2 separate regions of the Homo sapiens genome follow, and region 2 is linked to region 1. The links are chromatin contacts, found by Hi-C in ENCODE. All regions are on one chromosome and are shown on one strand. Each heading gives the region's core, a stretch centred on a gene start or an enhancer-like site at or near the end of the contact. The rest is flanking DNA. Distances are from core to core; before and after follow the strand shown.

Region 1 (6,885 bases), core at 1,714-4,213:
CTGTAGGCTGAGAAGTATAAATATATAAGGATGTCAGTTGCTAAAAGGTATGAGTTTCAAGTATTCTGTCTTTACTTTCATTTTATATAGCTCTGGTCAATTTCACAGCCCCAACCAGTACTGAACAGGGAAATTGGAAAACTGCAGAATTGATTTGCAGAAGTGAAGTTCTATTTTCTTTTACACCTTCTTCATCAGAGTTGCTATCATTCTTGTGTTGTGTGGTATTATTGAGAGTAGCCTGGGTATAGCTGATAATTGCTAAAAGTCATTCTCTTGAAATGAAAGCAGAAAAAAACAAGGAGCCTTCAATTTCTCATTTTCCAAATTTGATGCTTTCATAATCCTTCATTTTTGCTAGAATTTAAACGTAAAAACTTTTCTTCTCTCAAGCAACCATGATTATAGCAATTCTCTTTGCTTGTGATTCCTAGGTAAAAAAAAATATTAAAATAATAAAGCTCTAAGTGTCTAATTTGAACTAAATATAGGACCTTCAAATATTCTGGTTCAGTTTTTCAGTTTCCATCCTTAATTGATTTTACTTTAAACTTTAAATATAGGAGTAAATTGCAATATAGTACTTAATACCTTAAGATGAAAACTGGTTTACTTTTGCTGCTCTTTCCAGATGTGCAGTAGATTCAGGAGGTTTTTACTAAAATTCAAATTAGAGGTGTTTGAAAACAAAGCTGTAACCTTTGGCTATTTAGTATCAATCCTGAAAAGGAATCTCCCCAGTATTCTTACAGATCATTGAGAAAGAATTGTTGTGGTACAACTGACTGAATTTCGAGATCCTCCTACATATTCTGTGTTTTTTAAAAATGCATTTTAGTGATGATTAAATCTTTACTATGTAATGCCATCTGCCCAGTAGAATGGAGTCCATTTACAGTGTCATATAAATGGCAACTTTTTACCTATAATTTTTTTTCTATTTATTTTTAGATTGGCTTTTGTTCTTTGTATTCTGCTGCATCTCCAATTTATAAATCTTTGTGGGTCAAAGAATCAGAACACTGTCTTCTCACTAATCAAACAATATTGTCAAGTCTGTTTGTTACTAAGTTGAGAATTGAATTTTTAAAAAATTGGCCAAGTTTCTTAAGGCTTAAATAGATAGATGGCTACAAAACAACAACAAAGCACAAACAAAACTCCTCTATTTTAACAGATTTGAAAAGGTTGCCAGATAAAATACAGAACACCCAATTAAATTTAAATTTCAGATAAACAACAAATGATATTTCAGTTTAAATATTTCTCAAATAATGCATGCCCTGTATTTTTATTTGCAATATCGTCAGATGTTGTCAAACCCTAAGGATTAACGCCATTTTTTTCCTCAATACTAACCATATTGTCATAAAGTGCTACCATTTTAATAAATTAGAAAGCAACATCATAAAAACGAAAAAATAAAGTTATGAGTAACCAAAATTAAGTCAATTTCATCTATCCAGAAACGTGCATACAGGACATTCACAAAGAAGAAATTATAAGTGCATATGTATATGCAGAAACCCCAGTCATGAGGAAACACCACTTCCTGTTAACTTGCATGGGATTATAGTATTTTAAGTTCTAAATTTCTCAGCAGACCTAGAAGACAGAACTGAATTGTTTTTCATAATTATTTCTCTTTCTCAATCACAATTTAAATTCCAAGATCCTTTCTTTATCAAGAAGTTCAACGGTTTGATCTTTTCAGTGCTAGAAAAGTTATGCACACGGGCTAACTATATGTCTACTAGAAATTCTTCCCATTCGCTGATACTTCCTTACATTTTAACATCTAGAAATAGCATTCCCAATGTTAGCTCATTTGCACCTTACATTTATTTTTAAAATATGAAACATCTATAATGTGCCAGGCACCCCGTTAGATGTTAGAAACACAAGATGAGTAAATAAAAATTCGTCAACAGTAAAATTTTGATTTTCTTTCCAAAAGGTTGCAGCCTATGAAATCCATGGAGTACGGATTACTATTACTTCACGTTACAGATGAAGGATCTAAGCGCTCAGGGGTTGAAAGGTCTTATGTCAGTTCTCACATATAGTGACTAAAGAGCCAGGGCTTCAGTAATCATCCCTGGCTCCGGGCTCAGGGCATTCCGGTATTTTTTCAAAGGAAATTCCGGAATACTTAGTATTGTATCCCCTCCATTTCCCAAGAGCAAAAAGTAAAGCATCTTGGATCCCCTTGTAATGTTCACGTGAGGAACAGGTGTTCTCTGGGTGTGCTAGAAAAGCAAGGCACCAGTGGGAGTTGAAGATCCTAAGCAGCCGCTGTAACCAGACCAAGTTAATCTGTGGAAACCAGAGCACCCGGCCAAGGCGATGCTATTTCAATTGGGTGTCATAGGTGACTCATCAGAGACGCCTTGCTTTTGGGCCTTGTGATATTTTTCTTCAGGGTGGGACGTCAGATTTCCTTTGCATTTTTGGACAACAGCCCTCCTGTCCATTTCCACATTTTTCTGGTTTTACAGCTCTCACGCAGAGCTTGATTTCATACCGGAAGCTAGTCACTGGCAGGAAGTTTACGGAAGAAGAAAAAGGTAAAAAAATGTGCCGGGGGCCAGGAGAGAGGCCTAAAATGGGGAAATTCGCACTTGAAGAGCTTTCCCTACCCCAGCCCCTCAGAATGACAGTTCTCCTCCGCCAGAAGACTACCTCTCCCGGCAGGCACTGCGCGCTCGACGGCCACAGGCTGGCCAGCTCCCTGCTCTCCACCTCCATCCGAATCAGCCAATAGGAATTCCCGGCTTGGGCCTCCGCCCGACCCGGACCACGCGGGAGCCGGGGCAATCAAACTACATTTCCCGACACGCATGTGCTCGCGTCGTGGCCAATCAGCGCCAGGAATTCGGAGGCTAGGGGTGGAGCCAGATGCACAGGACACCCCATTGGCCAGGGGAAGCTTAGAAGAGCCGGAACCCGGGAGCTAGAGAAGCGAAATGACATTTCCTTTTTAAATAGCTGGAGTCGGGGCCCCATCGAGAAATGGCCGCGTCGGCAGGTGGGTCGTGTGGTGGCCAGGGCGGCGTGGAGGGAGGTGAGGGGGAAGGTGGGCCGGGGCCGGCCACAGGCAGTGGGATGAGGACGTAGCGGTGCGGAGCTAGAGGGAAGGATGAAGCGGTGGAGGGGAATGAGAAGAGGGAGGATGAATGGTGCGGAGGGCGGTGGGCGGTCCGGCGGGACCGGGATGGGGAGGCTGGGTACCCGCCGGCGCTGCGCCCCAGGAGGCAGCGGGAGGCGGCTTGAGGGGGCACCGGCGGCCGCCGTTGTTCGAGCTTCCCTCGTGAGGCTCTGCCCTCGGCTCTCGGCGGAGTCCGCGCAGACGCCTCTCCTGGGCTGCGAGCGCGTTTCCTCCGCGAGCACGGGTGCCGGGCTCGCCGGGCTCCGCAGGAGCAGGCTGGCCTTTGAACTTGTTCCGCCGATCGCGCTCCGCCCTCTGTCTCCCAGATCCTTAACTCGCGGTCCCACGAGGTCGTGCGTATATCCACAGACATTTGTATATATCTTGTAGGGGGAAAAAGCCTAGCAAGCAGACACACAAACAGAAAAATCCCGCGATGCCGTAACTGGCTCGGCACTTCTTGTAGTTGTACGATTTTTCTCCTCCTAGATTTAAGTAAGTCTTCCCCAACACCGAATGGGATTCCATCTTCAGACCCAGCCAGCGATGCCATGGACCCCTTCCATGCTTGCAGTATTCTTAAGCAACTCAAAACAATGTACGATGAAGGACAGTTGACAGACATTGTAGTGGAAGTGGATCACGGGAAAACATTTTCCTGTCATAGAAACGTTCTTGCTGCAATCAGCCCTTACTTCAGGTATGATGATGGTAGGAACTTCTGTTGGTATCTGCACCAAGCTCCCTTTCCCCCTCAGTATTGTCCACTTGATGTTTATATTGAGATGCGATAATGAAATGAAACCAATGACTTTGTTTCTTGAGACTAGAAAACAAGTCCTCTCTTAACTAAGACCTTCTTTTGACTTGAGGGATTCTTCTAGATTTCGGGTGATTGCTTTTTAAGTTAGTGGGCCTGTGTGTGTGTGTTTGAGGTAAATGACCAGAAAATCTAGACTTGTGCTGGTCAGTATGGAAGCCAGTAGCCATGTGTGGCTGTTTAAACTTAAATTATAAGTTAAATAAAATAAAACATTTAGTTCCCCAGGTACACTAAATACTTTTTGAGTGCTTGCTGGTCACCTGCAGCTAGTGGCTGCCATATTGGGCAGCACAGAAATACAGCATTTTCATCATTGACAATTTTATTGGACAGTGCTGATCTAGAATTTCTTTCAAAAAGTTATCCATAATGCATGTTTCTTTAGTGTATGGGACTCTTTTATAAAATAGTTTAAAACATGTAGCATGTTCCTTCAAAAACAAATTACCACTCAATAGATTGTTTAAATGCTATGGGGGTCAAAGCAAGAATGAATATAGTTTCTTTGTGCCTAAGGCCCCAAATTAATAATATCCAAGATTTCTAGAAGTATGTTAAACGAAGTTTTTGTTTTTACTTATATTGTCTACTATAAAACTTTTAAAAGTAAAATTTAAAAACTTGGGTCTGAAAAATAACTTCCTACTTTAAGATGAGTGGAAAAGGCAGTTTTCTGCATGGGCTTAACTTCTTTTGTGTCAAATGCTCACTTTAAGCCTTTCAGTATTCACAAGTGGTGCATAAATAATAGTAAAGTTATCAACCACACTCTGAATGTGATTTTTCCTTTTGAAGGTGCTTACCTTTATAGGGCACATAACCATATAATGTTCCAACAGTAGTTTCTGGTTCCTCTTTCTCAGAATACTGGGTTAAATATAGTCACTTCAGTCTGATGCTTGTGATGTAACCGTTTAGACTTGCCTAGGGTAGGTCATTGGACTACTAAGTATTAATCATCGCAAGACAGTGAGCTGGAAAGAAAAAAAAACTCACATATGCAGAAGGTATGAAGTTTGGCCTGGTAATGGAAACTTCTAGTGAGATTCACTTACCCAGATTATCTATTAGATATGGTTAGGTCATTTGTATGTTTAAATATATGTCACAGTTACTACTTATCAAGCTCTAGGCTAAGCTTACTTTACATGTATTGCCTTATATAATCTTTATAATCCTATCTCTGCATAGTTGTTGTTCCATTTTACTTATGAAGAAGCTGAGGCTCAGTGAGATTGAGTTTTAATAACCTGCCTAAATCATCTATCCAACAAGTAAATGGCAGAGGCTACATTTGATTACAGAGCCAGGCTTCTTAGTAGCCATATGACTCTTAAGGAACAAGAGTTGGTACAGTTTCCTTTAAAACATTTTTATTGTATATTGCATTTGAATAGTAAAAACAAAAACAAAACAAAACAAAACAAAAACTGCAAAGTAAAAATGTCTATATCTTACTGAAATTTAATAATCTGGATTATATCATTTAAATGTCATACTTATGTATGCTTACTAAGTATACTTATTAAGTATAATACTTAGTAAGCATACATAATAAATATGATATATGTATACATATTAAGTATACTTATTAAGTATAATACTTAGTAAGTATACTTATTAGTAACTTTACATAAGTATGACATTTTCACCTTGCAGTTTCATTTTTTATTTTTGAAGACCTGGAAAAAAATTTTACTTTAAAAGAAGTATGCTATGATAGATTTCTAATTTTCTTGATTCCTTAAAATCTTAAATTCTTTAATTTTGTTAAGTCAATTTTTAAAAGGAGTAAAAAATACTTGAGAAATTTTCTGGGGATACGATATGTGCATTGAAATAAAGATATTTGGCTAGAAACCTCAAGGATTAGAATTTGATCTCTTGCTAGAGGTTTTTGTACTGAAGTTTCTTGGTACCAGCGCTGCTTCCTGTGTGGGATGTAGAAAATCGTACTTAATGTTTCTACGTCTTGCATCACTAGTGGAAGAATTAGAACGGCTGGAAATCTGGAATGGCTGTTTCATGATACCAGTAACTCATCAGAATTGAAATTTGTATGATTATTAGAAATTTTTTGCTGCTCTGGATTTTGTGTGAGGAAGTGCCCTGGCTTCATTTATGTTGAGTTTACATGAAGAACTTACTAGAACAGAGGAAAACTCATGAAGTGTGAGACCACTCCTGTGTGTAAGATGAGCCTATTCAAGTCAGCAGTAGTTCCCATGATAAAGGGATATGTGGTAATGTCTTCCTTTGGGAGTTAATGTCTCCCTAATGCAGGGCTTTATTTTTCTTTTTAATTGGTAGCTGTATCGGTGAGTCTTTCAGCACCTGAATTGAAAACCAGCACATACGTAGGAACATCTAGTTTTTAGTCATCAAAAAAGCCAGTGTGATACTAAATTAAAATGTACATTGTAGAAGTAAAAACAGGACTCGAAGATGATTAACCTGGGCAGCAAGTTGAGTCCTTGTACCTCCAGTGTTTCTCATACTGCATTTTAAAATTAATTCCATGAATTTGAGAGATATTTTTTAAGTGACTGGAAATCTTTGCAATTCATTTTTCATAAGATCACAAAAATTAAATAGGATGAGTCTGGATCATCTAGAATGAAACTTTAAAGGAGCGAAAAGAAAGGCAAATGATGTTTGCAAGTGACTAATACTTAAAGAGCCAGGCTGCTTAATGTTTCGGTCAAGAAAATCCCATAAATGCAACAATATTTTAATAATAGAAAAAACCAACTTGGTCTCGAAGGTAAAAGTTTGGGGTTTTAAAAACCATTATCTTCAAAGAATCAGTTAACTATTAAACTCTGTTTAAAACAGGCATTATGTATTGACTCTACCATAATCTTTATTTATGTCTAGATTTAGGTAGGTAAAATATGGTATCTTTGAGAAAATG
Region 2 (6,885 bases), core at 1,984-4,483, 5.4 Mb after region 1:
TCCAAACAAAAGGATATATATATAACCAGAAAAGGCACAAAGAGTGGACAGTCTAGTTAGAAAAACAAGTTTATCAAAAAACCAAAGACACCCAACACATACTGATAATACATCTAAAATATAGATCTCTCCTGCTGCCCCTGAACCTCCACACAGCCTAGGCCACCTTCTTCCCTTAACAGATTCCTTAAGACCATCTCACCTTTCATTCTGCTCTATTGCTGCTCCAAAAAGAAAAAAAAGACCTCATTCTCAATCACCTTAACAATTCCACCTGCAGAACTAAAAATATCTGACGTACATGGTAATAGTGAAAAGGTGACAGGTGATTTTTTAATTCTCCTTGTCCAAAAGAAGTGGAGAAGAAGGAATCCTTCTAACTGATTCCCTAAGCCAGACCCCTGCTTCCGTACAGCCTTTATAATTGGAATTATGGTCATTCCCATACACGGCTTATCAACATTTTAACACTCCCCTCTCCTCTCTCCAATCCCTTCAGCAGCATCTTTCATATCCTACGAATTTAATAAGTGTTCTTCAGACGAATGGCAGTATTTTCCCAATCACATCAGCAATATCAATTCTACCCTCAAAGGGCAAATATAGTTCTCTATCATACTGGCCTACCACTAAGTCATAGGTGGTTTCCTTGGTTGACTGGTAGATGAAGGTGACAGTGATGAGAATGATCAAAAACTGCAAAATAACCACCGGCTAGCCAACTAGCTAGAATTGTTAAAATACATAACACCAGCTCAGAGCAATAAAATACAATTTCTGTGCCACGAAACAAATTATTCTAAAAATCACAAATATTGCCTATTACCCAGCATCCAAAACACAAGTTTTCTACTGCCATCAATCTATACCAAGTCTGATTAAAACTACACAAGATAGAAAATGTCAAGTTCATACTCAAACTTTTGAGGTACAAAAAAAATACAAGAGGGCCAAGAAAAAAACATGGCAGTAACCAGTATCACAAAGGGATTAACCAACAGTTAACACACAAGACAGGATAGGATGAAAACCTGTCAAACTCACTTCTCCACATAAAACCTGTTCATAATGTAGGAAAACCAAAACGTTATTTGCATTCCAACCAACGATGACTTCTGAATAGATCTAAAACACCAAAATATTGACAATAACCAAAATGAAACCAACTGTGGCCAGCTAAGAGTGTCATGAATGCACACAGTTTTCAGTCCTCACACCTGTTAAATCTGTATTCAAATTCTATTAAATGACATCAGAAAATTACTCGAAGACCCTTAAAGTAGACGCCTTTCCCTGTTCCTGAATAGACTCTAAAATATTTTCACTGTAAATAATTCAGTAGTTTTAACTAAGTTTCAACAGTCATCTGCGGCTCTGAAAAAACTTTAAACATACATACATACCTTTTTTAAAAGTCAACACCTTCCATGTGCTTCCGAAAAATTGATGAGTAAGGTTTTTTAAAATACATGTTAAAAGCTGAAATGCACTTCATTATGAGATAATCATTCCCAGCGATAAATCAGACATAAACTTTTGAATTTGGTTTACGTTTCTCTTCACCAGTAATGTTCTCAAGTTCTTAGGAGTTTCCTAATCATTTACTTGAACACCATCTACGGTAACACTCAAAGCAAAACCACAATAAAGAGGTTTGGCCTCTGAGGGCTTCTACATGTAAAAAACATTACTCATAAATAATATACAATCACTACTGCTTTAAATAACAAATACATTTCTAAAAACTTTCATGCCATTTGATGGAATTCCCTATTTTAGACAGCAAAACAAAATCTATGAAACTACTGATGCGTGTTTTTTACTTTAGATATATTCCATGATAATACAAAACACCGACAAAAATTTCTTAAAACAACGTATGGAGTAATATTTTTAGTTTTTGATTATTTTTATTCAAAGGTATCATCATTTAAAGAGTGCAATTCACAGAAACAATAATTAGGCCAATTAATCTCAGAGTTAGATTATTTTAGGTTGCCCAATAATCCTATTTAATCCCAAGTATAAATAAACCAATGAAACCTTAACATGACATATTCATCTAATCAAAGAACAATATCCAGTTGGAACTGTGAAGTACTACTACACAGTCACACTGAAATGTCACCAATTCAAAAATAAGTACCTGATAAAATGAGACTTTTGGCAATCAACTGTAATGTTCTAAAGGATCCACCAAAAACTCATTCTTGTCTCACACACACACCCAATGCCTGTTCATTAAATGACACCAAGAACAGTTTAACTTCAAACTCTAACGCCAATGAAACAAATTCAGACATAAATTAAAAGATGACCAAAAGACTACATGAGTCTTGACATTTTATCCAAGTATTTATGAATGTTAAATCTAAAGTAGTTAACTCGTTTTAACATCACATGCAGTTTACGACCTTCATCAAAATGAAAAGGAATTCTTTCAACATTCTTTTCATCATCACAGAGCTTTAAACACAAACTTCCACAGTCACTGCTCATTTCACCATTTTACAAAATCGTCCCCCATCACCACCCCACATAAGCTAGTCAAAGAAAAAAAAAACTGACAGCTCAGTCTCCCACAAAATGCACTTACTTTATCAAATACCGACATTTATTTTCAAGTGCAAGAAAGTAACAGACATTTGCAGCTCAAGACAGGAAAAGCACAGCCAGCCTTACTACCCCCACTAAATTTCTCAGACAAGAGAAAAGTAACTCGGGACAGGCAAATTAAAACCATTCTACACATGGCAAAAATATAAAACATCTATGTCCTACAATCCATAGCGATAGTACTGCTTCCTCTCTTCCCCAGCCAATACCAATAAGCCAATAGACACAAGTGTCAAATAAATCCAGTGTCCGTTTGAAATAAAATGAAAACCTGGAAAAATTCCCTCCCATAAATCATTTAGCGAACACAAGGCTTTTCACCCAACACTTAATACACTCAACCCAAAAACACACACAACCCACCCGCAAATACAAAAAAAGCCGTAATCAACAAGTTGGAAAAAGGGCAGAAAGTAAGGCTCACTACCCTCTCACTTAAAAAAAAAAAAAAAAAGTCCTTTAACAAAAGGTAACACAGATCTTCAAGTACCTGGTGGAGGTGCCTTTCCTCACATCGCAGATGCTGCATTTAAAGGCTTCAGCACTGTTTCTGAAGGTGCAGACGCTACAATCCCAAAACCCTTCGTCTGCGGCAGGTTTCGCTTGTCTTTTTGGCCTTCCGAGGAGTGGAGAGTGGGGGAAAAGGGAGGGAAGAGGCAGGGAGCAGGAAAACGGGGGAGAGACAGCAAAACACAGACGCGGGTGAGCCGTCGTAATTTCGCAGGAATCCAGTGCTGGAAACTTCGCTCGGGAGACCACCCACCCACCCTTTCCGGGGACTGGAAGAGAGAGCGAGGAAGGGAACCGGGCGCCCCCACTGGCACCCTGCAAGCCCCGGGCCCGGGCCGGATAGCCTCGCACACCAGGCGGTGGCGGCGGCGCCCCGGGAAGGGCCGCGGCGGGCGCAGGAAGCGGGCGGACTTGTGGACTTGAGCGTGGGGCTGGGGGGGCCGGGAGGGGAGCCGCGGGCCGGATCTGGAGGGGGCGCGCAGGGGCAGCCCGAGGCCGGCGACGGGGAGTGGGCCGGCTCCTTCCCTCTCCACTCCCAAGCTCGCGCCCTCCCTCCCTCCCCACCTGGTTAAATCCATCACAGTCTCCGGACGAGACTAGTCCCCGCCAGCGCCGCCTCCGCCGAGTGACTGACGAGGGGCGGGGCCTGGCGCCGCGCGTCACGCGCCGTGCGGCCAATGGGAGGGCGGCGGCCGGCGCCGCGAGGGCGGAGGCGGGGCGCGGGGGAAGGCGGGGCGTGGCGGACGTGGGCCGGGCGGTCGGTGTGCGTGCCCGGGAGTGTGTGCGCGCTGGGGGCGCGCGTGCCTGTCGGTGGCCCCGCGGCCCGGCGCGGCGGAGCGTGCAAGCCCGGCGGGGCGCACGTGGCCGCGCCCGGGAGCTGGCAACTGGCTTCGGGCCCCGCACGGCGCCCCGTGAGGCTGTTGCCGGGACCCCGGCCCCGAAGCCGCCCCGGGGAAGTAGTTCCACGCAGTTTGCGCGCGCCGCGGGAGCTTGCAACAGCCTCACCGCTCGCAGCGCCTCGAGGCTTGCAGTGCCCAGGGGCCGACAAGGTCCACCTTTGGACCGCGTTCCCCCGCGCCCCTCTGTTCCTCTGCCATGCGGAGCTTTGTATTTGCCTCTTCTGAAGTCCCTGCGTCCGGCCGAGACGCTGGCCCGAAGCCCCACTCCCTGTCAGGCCCCTGTCGCGGGAGGGAACAGTAGAGAAAGGGCGTGGCATAACTAAATGCCCCCAGGCCAGACTCTGAGCTTCTGCTGGCGGACTCCTCCTGGGATCCTCCTCTCCCCTAGAGTCTAAATAGGGCGTTTCCTTAGGGAAGTTGCTATTCAAATTCTGGCGACCACATGCCCGCATTAAAACCTCGTGCCTCAGCTCCTTCATCTCCAAAATGGGGCTCATCCTCCCAGGGTTGTTTTGAATATTCGGAGAAATCAGGCATGGAAGGTTCGCTGATGGATGCCTGGTATTCACGAAGGACCAAAACAAGATATTGGGTATTAGGAGCTATTATAACTGGGCCTGAATTGTGCACCATTTCCCCCGCGTTCGATTTTTGAAGTCGAGGAACAGGGTAGTGCCCTTCACTTTCTGCCCTGCTCCAAAAACGCTTGCCAAATTGACTTGAACGTGACTCAGGACCCTCTGTCCTCAGGCAGGGAGATCTGGTAGGAGGACGACCCCAGATGATAAAAGACACAGACGCGGCTGTGCTGAAGCCCCAGGTTAGGGGAGGGACGGAGTCTTAGAATGCTGCTAGGAGTTGGGGCCCGGGGGTGGGGGGATTGGAGTTAAGACAGACCCTCAGCCAGGTTTATATGCAAATATAAAATAGGTTGTTATCAGGACTGCCCCATGGAAGGGAAGCATATCAGGGCTTGCCACCAGGGAAGCTCACTGAGACTGAGCACCCAGGGAGCAGAAATTCCTAGAGATCAGTCCAGGGATCAGAAGGGAGAGAATAAAAGAGAGAATGAATGTGTCAACAATAAGTTTGATCAGCACGCAGTGTCCTCTCCAGGCAGGCGCACCCAGGAGGGCCAGGAGAAGCAACACTGTTTAGCAAGGGTCAGCAACCTCTCAAGGCCTCAATGCCACAGCTGCCTCCTTAGGGGAGGGATGAAAGAAGGAAGAGGAAGAGAGAGGGATAGCGTTCTAGGGGTAAAAGGGCCGTAGAAAGCCAAAGGGTACGTACACAAGCCATGGCCCAGTGCAGCTGCGCCATGGAGCAGCCTTGGCCTCTGGTGTCTCCCTGGCATGCTCCCAGGACTCTGCCCCTGGCATGAAGGTCGTGACAGAAACGGGGCACTAAGAAATCCTCACTGGAAGAGTGGCCTCCGGGGAGGTAGCTGGGAGCCATAGTAGTGGAAAGGAGACTTTGTTATTATTCTATACATAGAATAAAATACACAAATTTTCACACTGCAGCTTAGTGCATACATCTACACCCCTCTTTCCACCATTAGAACAATAAAACATTTTATCCTCCCAATGAGTCATCCCTCACTTAGGTAACCACAATTCCGACTTCTGTCACCAAAGATTAGTTTTGCCTGTTCTTTAAGGTCATATGCAGGGGTCATATGGTCTGTACTCTTGTGTCTGGCTGGCACCTTTCGCTCAGCATATTTGTGATATCCATCCACGTTGTTGCCTACATCAATAGTTCATTTTTGTTTGCTTAAGTGTGTAGAATTCCATTGCAAATACACTGTAATTTATCCATAGGAGGTTGACTGTTTTAGTATGTCGTTTTGTATCTTTGTCTTGTGTTATCTTTTCAAAAAAGAAAAAGTTTTTAAAAATGTGTTTAAGAAGGGCCAGGCACGGTGGCTCACACCTGTAATCCCAGCAGTTTGGGAGGCCGAGTGGGTGGATCACCTGAGGTCAGGAGTTCGAGACCAGCCTGGCCAACATGGTGAAACCCTGTCTCTACTAAAAATAAAAAAAAAATAGCCGGGCGTGGTGATGGGCGCCTGTAATCCCAGCTACTCGGTAGGCTGAGGCAGGAGAATTGTTGGAACCAGGGAGACGGAGGTTGCAGTGAGCCAAGATTGCACCATTGCACTCCAGCCTGGGCGACAGAGCAGGACTCCGTCTAAAAAAAAAAAAACCAAAAAATCAAAAAAATGTGTTTAAGAAAAACAATTTCAGAGTAGAGAACTATCTCTAGGAACTTATCAGACCCAAGGATCACCATGTGGTTGTAACTTTAGAGGCTCTAATTTCATTCAGATGTTGGAGGCAAATATCTATTGAAAGTCTCCTTGTAGTTGTATGAGTCAAATGGGACTATTTCTGGTACAGTGTGCTCCAGAGTGCTGTGGCTCTAGGCAGAGCGTACTGTGATTCTGGAGTGGGGTTTAGAGGCTGAGCTGGGTGGGGAACTAATTTTCCTCTAAGATGTCATCTTGGACCAGTATGGGGTGAGAGTAACAGTGAGAGTTGCCAGCCAGTCCCTGCTCCTCTGTTTCCTCCCTTGAACCTCCATTTCATATTTCATTTGACAAAAGGGTTCTACTGCTTTAAAAATTATTTGATTGAGAGGCCGAGGCAAATGTTTCACTTGAGGCCAAGAGTTTGAGACCAGCCTGGCCAACATGGTGAAGCCCTGTCTCTACTAAAAATACAAAAATTAGCCGGGCATGGTGGTGCACTCCTGTAGTCTCAGCTACTTGGGAGGCTGAGGTGTGAAGATCACTTGAGCACAGTAGGCGGAGGTTGTAGTGAGATGAGATCACACCACTGCACTCCCGCCTGGGCAA

What was found. A loop is a pair of places that touch in the nucleus more often than their neighbours do. Pooled maps may share reads with other maps.
Region 2: a loop to region 1 is called in a map of CD4-positive, alpha-beta T cell, with 12 times the contacts of the local background. The contact joins the promoter of RYBP here to the promoter of KBTBD8 in region 1. A Hi-C loop is called at or near these places in 2 of 168 maps with a recorded cell type or tissue (CD4-positive, alpha-beta T cell and naive thymus-derived CD4-positive, alpha-beta T cell) and 4 of 50 pooled maps.

Annotation. Positions count from the first base shown.
Region 1 is chr3:66,995,344-67,002,228 of GRCh38, forward strand. KBTBD8 (kelch repeat and BTB domain containing 8) reads left to right here and starts at 2,964. Exons shown (of 4, transcript NM_032505.3): 1 at 2,964-3,028; 2 at 3,638-3,848. The coding sequence starts at 3,013. RefSeq lists enhancers at 2,622-2,721, 4,685-4,784 and a silencer at 3,062-3,381.
Region 2 is chr3:72,443,390-72,450,274 of GRCh38, forward strand. It overlaps RYBP (RING1 and YY1 binding protein), which reads right to left and starts at 3,234. Exons shown (of 4, transcript NM_012234.7): 1 at 3,107-3,234. The coding sequence starts at 3,234. RefSeq lists silencers at 3,551-3,610, 3,671-4,080.